Regions from separate parts of the Homo sapiens genome. Here region 2 is linked to region 1. A link is a loop called in an ENCODE intact Hi-C map of the cell type or tissue named here. Cell type or tissue: MCF 10A. All regions are shown on one strand. Each heading gives the region's core, and the rest is flanking DNA. Links, peaks and the distances in the headings are about the cores only. Region 1 has its middle 630 kb from the start of SPANXN1. Region 2 has its middle 29 kb from the start of SLITRK4.

Region 1 (5,390 bases), core at 199-5,198:
GTGTCTTGGGGTTGCTCTTCTCGAGGCCTATCTTTGTGGTCTTCTCTGTATTTCCTGAATTTGAATGTTGGCCTGTCTTGCTAGGTTGGGGAAGTTCTCCTGTTAAAAGTGTTTTCCAACTTGGTTCCATTATCCCTGTCACTTTCAGGTACACCAAAATGGCCCAATTAACAGACAGAGACAGGCAAATTGAATACAGAGTCAAGACCCATCTGTATGCTGTATTCAGGAGACCAGTCTCACGTGCAAAGGCACACATAGGCTCAAAACAAAGGGATGGAGGAATATTTACCAAGCAAATAAAAAGGAAAAAAAAACAGGGATTGCAATCCTAGTCTCTGATAAAACAGACTTTAAACCAACAAAGATCAAAAAAGACAAAGAAAGGCATTAAAAAATGGTAAAGGGATCAATTCAACAAGAAGAGCTAAATACCCTAAATATATATGCACCCCAAACAGGAGCACCCAGATTCATAAATCGAGTTCTTAGGGACCTACAAAGAGACTTAGATTCCCACACAATAATAACGGGAGACTTTAACACCCCACTTTCCATATTAGACAAATCAACAAGACAGAAAATTAACAAGGATATTCAGGACTTGAACTCAGCTCTGGACCAAGTGGACCTAATAGACATCTACAGAACTCTCCACCCCAAATCAACCGAATATACATTTTCTCAGCACCACATTGCACTTAAAACTGACCACATAATTGGAAGTAAAACACTCCTCAGCAAATGCAAAAGAACAGAAATCATAACAGTTTCTCAGACCACAGTGCAATCAAATTAGAACTCAGGATTAAGAAACTCACTCAATCATAAGTGAACTCCCATTTGCAATTGCTACAAAGAGAATAAAATGCCTAGGAATACAACGTACAAGGGATGTGAAGGATCTCTTCACGGAGAACTACAAACCACTGCTCAAGGAAATAAGAGAGGACAGAAACAAATGGAAAAACATTCCATGCTCATGGATAGGAAGGATCAATATGCAAATGGCCATACTGCCCAAAATAATTTATAGATTCAATGCTATCCCCATCAAGCTACCAGTGACTTTCTTCACAGAATTAGAAAAAACTACTTTAAATTTCATATGGAACCAAAAAAGAGCCCATATAGCCAAGACAACCCTGAGCAAAAAGAACAAAGCTGGAGGCAACATGCTACCTGACTTCAAACTATACTACAAGGATAGAGTAACCAAAACAGCTGCTACTGGTACCAAAACAGATATATAGACCAATGGAACAGAACAGAGGCCTCAGAAATAAAGCCACACATCTACAACCATCTGATCTTTGACAAACCTGTCAAAAACAAGCAACAGGGAAAGGATTCCCAATGTAATAAGCGGTGTTGGGAAAACTGGCTAGCCATATGCAGAAAAACGAAACCGGACCCCTTCCTTATACCTTATAGAAAAAATTAACTCAAGATAGATTAAAGACTTAAATGTGAGACCTAAAACCATAAAAACCCTAGAAGAAAACCTAGGCAATACCATTCAGGACCGTTTTACAATATCTTAATTGTGCATACTTACTTAGAAGATTGAATTAACCAAATCAATTTCTGAATAGTATCGAGTCCCTTCAGCTCAATTATTATAGGTTTATTTAACATTTTATATCTAAAAACCTGAGTAAAAAGCACTGTGTTGACCCCTAGGATCCCTCTTTCCAGCAAAGCACTAATGTCAAGAGCAGAGAGCTGAACATGAGAAGATTACAAGAAAACCCAGAATGGCTGAGGGTATCACACTGGCTTTAGAGGAGTAGGAGGTGAGAGGAGTATGGGAGACCTAGCAGAATGCTTTGCTATAGGAAGCATGCTCCACAAATACCAGTTACCTTTCTCCTTCCAAAGGATGGGAATAAGCCAGAAGGCTTAGGGCTTTCAAGCTAGGCATTTTAAGAACAGGAAGTTTTGGAAAATGGTAGATCAACAGCCAAATAAAGAATTTTATTGGAAGTGGGACAAGAGTGTGGATGAATACCACAGGGAAAAATTAAGGTGCGATTTCCTAAGTTAATGCAAACAGCAACTAGTGAGTTTCCATGAGAGAAAAGTCAAGGCAATGCCTATATTCGATGAAAAAAAAAGTTTAGAGAAAGCCCACCGAAACTGAGGAAATGGAAAACACCACCAGCCACGGGAAGTGCTGTATTAGTTTGCTAAGGCTGCTATAATAAAGTACCACAGACTAGGTGACTTAAATAACAGAAATTCTTTTCCTCTCATTTCTGGAGGCTAGAAGTCTGAAATCAAGGTGTCAGTGGGGTTGGTTCCTTTTGGGGACCTCTCTTTGGCCAGTAGATGGTCATCTTCTCCATGTGTCTTCACATGATATTCCCTCTTTGCGTGTCTATGTCCTAATCTATTCTTATAAGGACATCAGTCTTATTGTATTAGGGTCCACACTAATGACCTAATTTTAACTTAATTGTATCTGTAAAGATTCTGTCTCCATATATGGTCACATTCTGAAATACTGGGGGTTAGGACTTCAACATAAGTAATAAACTTCGGGTTGAGGGGCCACAATTCAGCCATAACAAGTGCCTTGGTCTTAATATACATTCACTATCTCTCACTCTAAGTAACTGCTAGACTCTAAGCCAGTCAAAACAGATAAACAAGACACGGCTCTTACTCTTAGATTGCTCGCTACCTATTGGGATAGGTATTTCATTACTCATTCTGCTTTGGCACTGAGTACAAATCCACAGGAATTGGCCATAAGAATGCACCTACAACAATAAATAAGTCTCTCTTCAACTGTGGTTATTTCAAAACACATGAACATGGCCTCGATGACAGCTTCTTGAGGATGAAGAAAATAAGTACAACTGACAAGATAGTAGTGTTTATCTATCTTGATGTGAATTTAGTGGTATTTAGAGCTCATTGATAATTCAGTGTCTTGCAGTATGAATGCAATTTTACTAAATTGTTGTTTGATAGGCAGAAATGGCTAACTTTTGTAGTGTCCCACAAGACAAGGCCTGCAATAATACTTCCAGGTTGCTGGCAGTTATTTCTGTATTGATAAAAAAGTATGCTGTCCTGAATATAATAACTGCTCAATAAAATAGCTCATTGAGTAATACATTCTGGTATTCATAAAATTTTATAAAGGACATAGCCTTATAAACAAAATTATTACTGGTAAGTTTACAAATAAAGTATAGTACTGATCATTAGATTTATTTAATCAAACACAGGTTATTTTTCTAATATAAATTGCATTTGCCTACTTAGTATCTACTCTCTTTCATCTGGAAACAAAATGGTGATATATCACACACATATATAAAATTGATGTGACAAGGGGCCACGTATTTTTTTTAATGTTTTACCTCTCTATTAACATCTGGTAACAAAAGATTCAACAAACACAACCGACCCTGAAATGTCTACGTCTGGCTTGCTGATGCTGTCAGAGCCCTCCAGTATTCATTCCTGAGCTCCGTGTTTGCATTTTGAGACTTGCTTCAAACAAGTCAGAAAAAGTTTGAAAAGACAGAGACTGTTCTCACCATTTAGGTAAATTCTTCAAAATTCCACTGGATTCAGTTTTGGTTGGATTATTTTCATTGTTAAGTCACCTGTGGCCTGTTTGTATTTGGGGGCTGCTTGACCTCACTGCTTGGTCTCTTCCTCATACATTCTAGGGGTTAATTTCCAAGACGTAAATTTACTCGACACTGGCTTTAGGGAAACCCAGAGAAGCAGGACAACTGTGTTAATGTCATTTTTGGACCATTATAAACATTCTGTTCACCAAGCTCCTGGTTAATAAAGAGCACCATGCACCTTCTAGTTCCTATAACTTGAGCACATGCCCCATCAGGAGGTACCAAAGAGGTCTACTCAATAATGCATTGTTTGAAAAAGGGCATACCATGATAGAAGACATAATGGAGTAACATGCAGACTTAATTAGTTTGCTTTGCATTGCTATAAGGAATACCTGACACTGAGTAATTTATTTAAAAAAAAAAAGGTTTATTTGGCTCATAGTTATGCAGACTGTACAAGAAACATGGCAACCACGTCTGCTTTTGGCGAGGCCTCAGGAAGCTTTTATTCGTGGCAGAAGGCAAGGGGAGCCTGCATGTCACTTGGCAAGAGAAGGAGCAAGAAAGAGGAGGGAGGTGCTAGGCTCTTTTTAACAACCAGGTCTCTTGTGAACACATTAATATAGGGAGGGGATCAAGCCATTCTTGAGGGATCCACCCCCATGACTCAAACACATCCCACTTGGCCCCATTTCCAACATTGGGGGTCACATTTCAACCTGAGATTTGGAAGGGACAAATAATCAAACTATATCACAGACAACTGACATTGATCAGGTAAAACTTGATCAGGAAACTGAAAGGCAGGAGACTGGTTTGGTGGAGGAAGGAACCCTGGATTCTTCTGACCCGTATTTGCAGATTCTGTCTTAGTCTGTCTTTGCTCAGATATTTTGGGAAGCTGCATATAATAATAAATCCACATAGAGCATATATGCCAGGAACTTTTACAAATTTATATAACATTTAAATATATATAAACTAATTTGATCCTCACTAAAGTTCTATGATATGAATACTTTTATTCTCCCTCTTACAGATGAGGAAACTGAGGCACTGAGAGCGTACATAACTTCCCTGAGATCATACAACTGGTAAGTGTTGGAGCTGGGATTTGAACTCAGGTAGTGTGGCTCTAGTACTTAGTGTCTCCACAATCAGGATGCCTTTTACCATTGATCTCTGCTCTTATGCTGACCATTTCCAGCCTTGGTGAGCTGGTTAATTCCTGTCACCTAGAAAAGATTTTGTTCACTCAATCTTTGCATGTTCCCACCACCCCATACACACACACACACACACACACACACACACACACACACACACACAGAAACACACATATAGGTCTGGAACCCTGTCCCTGAATCCCAACCTCAACCCTGAACTTCATGCCAAATTCCTGCAGCTAGATGGCTCTCTGGGCTCTCTTTTTGGTTGTACATTACCCATTGGTTTTTGTTTCTGTTTTTTGTTTTTAAATTGTGCTCCACCTATCCTCCAGAAAACTCTGCTTACCACTTCCTGGATTTCCCTGTGACCAAGTTCCTGTTGCCAATTCTTCCCTCTGAATGCTGTATTTTCAATGAGTGAAGGGCCTCCTTTCCCCCAGTATCTTCTGGATCAAATTAGTGGTACCCTTCCGACCCCCAAAAAAGTTCAACTATTTTCTCAACTCTCTGAGTTTGGCTCAAATGGAAGCAGTTATATCTACTGTTCTTTGACTTAATGATATATCAGTGGAATGTGGTGATTTTTTTTTTTTTTACAAGAGGCAATATGCAAGGTGGCAGGAAG
Region 2 (5,390 bases), core at 251-5,250, 950 kb after region 1:
AACCTTGATGGCATTTGTCCTTGCAGACGCTCCTTTGTCCATGAAGACACTCCTTGAGACAATTGTGGCCTCATCAGTACAGATAAGGTGCTTATGAGATGACCTTTGCTCCACCCATAAAACCCCTTTAGGTCTAGTGTTGGCACACAGGACTCTTTCTGATGCCTTTCTACTACTTTGAGTTGGATAAGTCCCTATGAGGCTCTCTCTAAGGCCCCACGTGTCTAGACTGACTACACAGCCACTTATTCTCTTGGGTTTTGTGCCTCCCCACAGCTTCACCTGGGAAGTAGAGTATTGAAACTCTGGCTCTGGAATACGACAATGCCTCCTTCCTCCCCACACAGGGATATCTAATCTAGCCTCTAGGAGAAACCTGTTTCCTCAAATCCTCAGCTCATATTGTTCTGTTTTCCCCTTGTATTTTTTTTTTTTTTTTTTACTATGTCAACAGTCATATTCAACAAAGCCAAACAAAGACGTTACAAGAAAAGAACATTACAGGCCATATCCCTAATGAAAATATATGCAAAAATCCCCAACACAATACTAGCAAACCACGTTCAACAGCACATTAAAAGAATCATTCACTATGATCAAGTGGGATTTACCTCTGGGATGCAAGGAAGGTTCAATATATACAAATTAAAAAATTGTGATATACCACATTAACAGAATGGAGGACAAAATCTATATGATCATCTCAATAGATGCAGAAAAAATCATTTGACAAAATTCTACATGCTTTCATTTTAAAAACTCTCAACAAATTATGTATAGAAGGAATGTACCTCAATACAATAAAGGCTATATAACAAAAACCCACAGCTGACATCATATTCAATGGGGGAAAGTTGAAAGCATTTCCTCTAATATCAGGAACAAGGCAAGGATGCTCACTCTCGCTATAGTTGCCAACATAACATGGTACTGGCATAAAGACAGACACATAGACCAATGGAACGCAATAGAGAGCTGCAAAATCAATATGAGCATTTACAGTCAATTGGTTTTTCACAAAGATGCCAAGAACACACAGTGGGGGAAGGACACTCTCTTTATTAAGTAATGTTAACAACAACTGGATATCCACATGCAGAAGAAGGGAATTAGACTGCATGTTACATCACATACAAAAAGCAAGTCAAAATAAAGTTTTAAATATAAGAAATATAAGACTTTACACTGTGACACTACTATAGGAAGCATTGTGGAAAGACTCCATGACATTGGCCTTGGCAATGATGTTTTGTATATAAACCCAAAAACATGGGAAACAAAAGCAAAAATAGAAAAATGTGATTGTATCCAACTAAAAAGCTCCTGCACAGTAAAAGAAACGAATGACAGTGTGAAGAGACAACCTACAGAATGAGAGAAAATATTTGCAAACTGCACATTTAATCAAGGGTTAATACCCAAAATATATAAGGAATCCAAGCAACTCAATAGTAAGAAAACAAATAATCTGATTTATAAAATGAGGAAAGGATCTGAATAGACATTTCTAAAAAGAGGAAATACAGGTGGCCAATAGGTATATGAAAATATTCTCAACATCACTAATTATCAGGGAAATGAAAATTAATACCACAATGAGATATCATCTCCCATCCGTTAGAACGGTTATTATCAAAAAGACAAAATATAACAAGCTTTGGCAAGGATATGGAGAAAAGGGAATCTTTACACACCGTTGGTAGGAAAGTAATTTAGTACAGCCATTGTGGAAAACAGTATGGAACTTCCTCAGATTAAAAACTAAACTAATATATGATCCAGCAATTCTACTACTGTGTGCATATCCAATGAAAATAAAATTATTATGTGGAAGAGATATCTGCAGTGCAATGTTCACGGCAGATTATTCACAATAGCCAAGATATTGAGTCAACCTAAGTGTCTATCAAGGGGTGAATAGACAAATAAAATGGAGTGTATATATACACAATGGAATACTATTCAGCCTTTTGGAACATGGAAATTCTGTCAATCGTGATAACAAGGATGAACCTGGAGAACATCATGTTAAGTAAAATAAGCCTGGCACAGAAAGACAAATACCACATGATCTTACTTATACGTGGAATCTTAAAACATCAAACTCATAGAAGCATAAAGCAGAATGGTGGTTATCAGGGGCTGGGGTGGAGGCAGTGACTGGGGACATGCTAGTCAAAGGATACAAAATTGCGATTAGCTAGATGGAATAATTTCAAAGGGCCTGTTGTACAACATGGTGACTATAGTTAATAACAACTTATTGTGTATCCCCAAATTGCTAAGAAAATAGACTTTATGTGTTATCACAACAAAGAATAATAAGTGTATGAGGTAGTGCATATGTTAATTAGCATGATTCAGCCATTCTGCAGTGTATAATTTCAAAACATCATGTTGTACACCATAAATATATACAATTTTTTTGTCAATTAAAAATAAGTTTAGAAATAGGGCATATCATTTAGGGTTTGATTAACAGAATAAATATTTTTAAAATAGGCATGTCAATTTCCTAAAAGCTTAATTTTTTTTGAAAACCCTAGCTAAGAACATTTCATATTCTCTGCTTTCTGCTTTATTATTCTTCTGAATAGTGAGCATAAAAATGGTTATCTACTTGGATTTGGGGTTAGAGATAGAAAGAAAAGTAAATTATTGAGAAAGAAGAAAATAGTAAATACTATCTTGTCACTTTTTCAAAGACTTCTTCACCCCCACAAGGTTGGCACAACTTTATAAGCATCTGGTTGCCCTTTCTTCCCGTTTTTGTGATAAGTCAGATGAAAAGTTAAATGGTCTAACAAAATTCACTCTTTTAAGCAATACGGCAGAGAATACTTTTGTAGAATAATTTTTGGTAAAATAAATAATTATCCTCTAATTGTTCTTAATATCTGGAAGTTTTCTAAACTACAGCCTATTTTTACCTTTATTTGGTCTGATACTTAGGTAATCGTGTGTGGATTTATCACTGACAACCTGGGTTATAAATTATAATAAAATTGCGTATGTGGGTTTTTTACCTTCATTTTAAAAGACCAGCTCATTAAAAAAATAATAATGCTTTAAGTTAAGAAAATATACATTAATGAAACTATGCTCAACTACTTTAAATCAATTATAAATTTTATTTATGAGTTCTTTGCTAGGATCACTGTCTACCCTGCAGCTCCCGACTTTAAATGACATATTCATAACTATGAAATCTATTACAATATAGCTTTTCACTGATTGAATTCATGATAAAAACATTATTATTTTTTGTTAGATATGTAAAATTAGATAGAATTCATCTCACTAGAATACATCTTTAGTTACAGTTTCATTGTATATTTTCTCAGCAAAGCACATGCCACCTGGTGGCTGAAAGAAGTATGTAACATAATAGGTTTCCAAAATACTGTGGAAAACCAAAGGTTCCACAATATCATTTTGAATCCGTTTCTAAACCAGTAGCAAACGTGTATTTTGGGGCAAGACGCACCACAGTGGCAAATCTTACACCTTCAAAAGTTAACACCCAGTGGAGTCTGTGTCAAATGGAGACACGAAACAGCAATACTCCATTTTAAGTATTTTTTAAAATCTTTCCAGAATTGTTTTGCATTTTGAAATATGTTTGCTTCTTTATGTCATGTCCATTTTACTAACAGAAGTAAAATTGTTTACATGCAGAATTGCTTGTCCTGGTACACACCTAGAAAACGGAGGTAAATATCTATTTTTTCCTTCAACTAACTAAGAAGGGAGGTGATTAGCCAATGTGGGAGGCATTTTTTTCTTCCAAAATTTTTACTGGAGTAGGCCCTATGTGTTAGATTCCATGCTAACAGAGGGTAAGGTGATAGAGAGGAATCTCTGGAGGAACTCTCATTGTATTGAAATTCAGAAAATCTGGCTTCCGGCTCACAGCCAGCTGGTTGTGTAAGCTCTGGCAAGCCTTAAGCCACCTGATGCACAGATAAGTTACATATGCAAGTCCTACGTTTTAAGGCTTTAAGTGGATTGATTTTGTGTGTGTGTGTGTGTGTGTGTATGTGGCTACAGTGGAAGTTTCTTTTATTTTTCGTTTTTAATTATAGTAAAAACACGTAATATAAAACATATCCTCTTAGCCATTTTAAGCATATATTCAGTAGTGTTAACTATATTCATATTATTGTATAACAGATCTCTAGAATTTCTCACTTGCAAAACTGAAGCTATACCTACTGAATTGAACAACTTTTCATTTCCCCCTACCGCAGCCCCTCATAATCATCATTCTACTTTCTTTTTCTATGCTTTTGACTACTCCAGATATCTAACTTAAATGGAATCATATAATATTTATCTGTCAGTGAATGGTTTATTTCACTTAGCATAAAGTCCTCTAGGCTCATCCATGTTTTAGCATGTGACAGAATTTTCTTTTTAAAAATGAAATAATACGATATGCCATTGTACATACCACATTTTATTCATCCATTTATCTGTCAATGGACATTTCGATTGCTTCTACCTCTTGGCTATTGGGAATAATGCTGCAATGAACATAGATGTACATATATCTCTTCAAGATCCTTTTTTCAATTATTTTGGAAATATATCCAGAAGTGGGATTGCTGGGTCATACGGTAATGGTGTGTTTAGGTGTTTTTGAGGGATCTTCACTTTGTCTTCCATAATGGCTGCATCATTTTACATTCCCACCAGCAAGGCACAAGGGTTCCAATTTCTCCCCGTTCTTGCCAACGCTCATTAATTTTTGTTTTTGTTTGTTTTACTAACGGGTGTCAGGTGATATCTCATTGTCATTTTGATTTGCATTTCTGTAATGATTAGTGATGTAGGGTCTCCTGTAATACACCTGATAGCCTTTTTTTTTTTTTTTTTTTTTTGAGACCTAGTTTTGCACTTGTTGCCCATGCTGGAGTGCAATGGCGCAATCTTGGCTCACTCCAACCTCCGCCTCCTGGGTTCAAGTGATTCTCCTGCCTCAGCCTCCTGAGTAGCTGGGATTACAGGTATGTGCCACCATGCCTGGCTAATTTTGTATTTTTAGTAGAGACGGGGTTTCTCCATGTTGGTCAGGCTGGTCTTGAATTCCCGACCTCAGGTAATCTGCCCGCCTTTGCCTCCCAAAGTGCTGGGATTACAGGCATGAGCCACTGTACCCGGCCTAACTTGATAGCCATTTCTATATCGCTTTTGGAGAAATGTCTATTCAAATTCTTTGCCTATTTTGTAATCAGGTTAACACCTTTGTTGTTTATTTGTAGGAGTTACTTATATAGTTTGCATATTAACCCCTTGTCAGATGTGTAATTTACAATTATTTTTCTTATTCTGTACATGGATTCTGTTTTTTATTCTGTTGATTCTTTTCTTTAATGTGTAGCAGTTTT

What was found. Hi-C counts contacts between places; a loop is a spot of excess contacts. Peaks named below come from ENCODE experiments on the same cell type or tissue, not always from the same donor. Only the 100,000 strongest peaks of a DNase experiment are listed, where the experiment ranks them.
Region 2: it touches region 1 in a loop (4-fold over the local background); 1 of 110 quality-filtered maps calls a loop at or near these places.

Annotation. Positions count from the first base shown.
Region 1 is chrX:144,613,828-144,619,217 of GRCh38, reverse strand. No RefSeq gene overlaps it. Among named protein-coding and RNA genes, the nearest start is that of SPANXN1, 630 kb to the left of the region's middle. In MCF 10A, for the core only: no CTCF peak of the experiment used is centred there; a DNase peak (open chromatin) is centred at 2,727.
Region 2 is chrX:143,662,471-143,667,860 of GRCh38, reverse strand. No RefSeq gene overlaps it. Among named protein-coding and RNA genes, the nearest start is that of SLITRK4, 29 kb to the right of the region's middle. In MCF 10A, for the core only: a CTCF peak has its summit at 3,341 (motif pointing left); no DNase peak of the experiment used is centred there.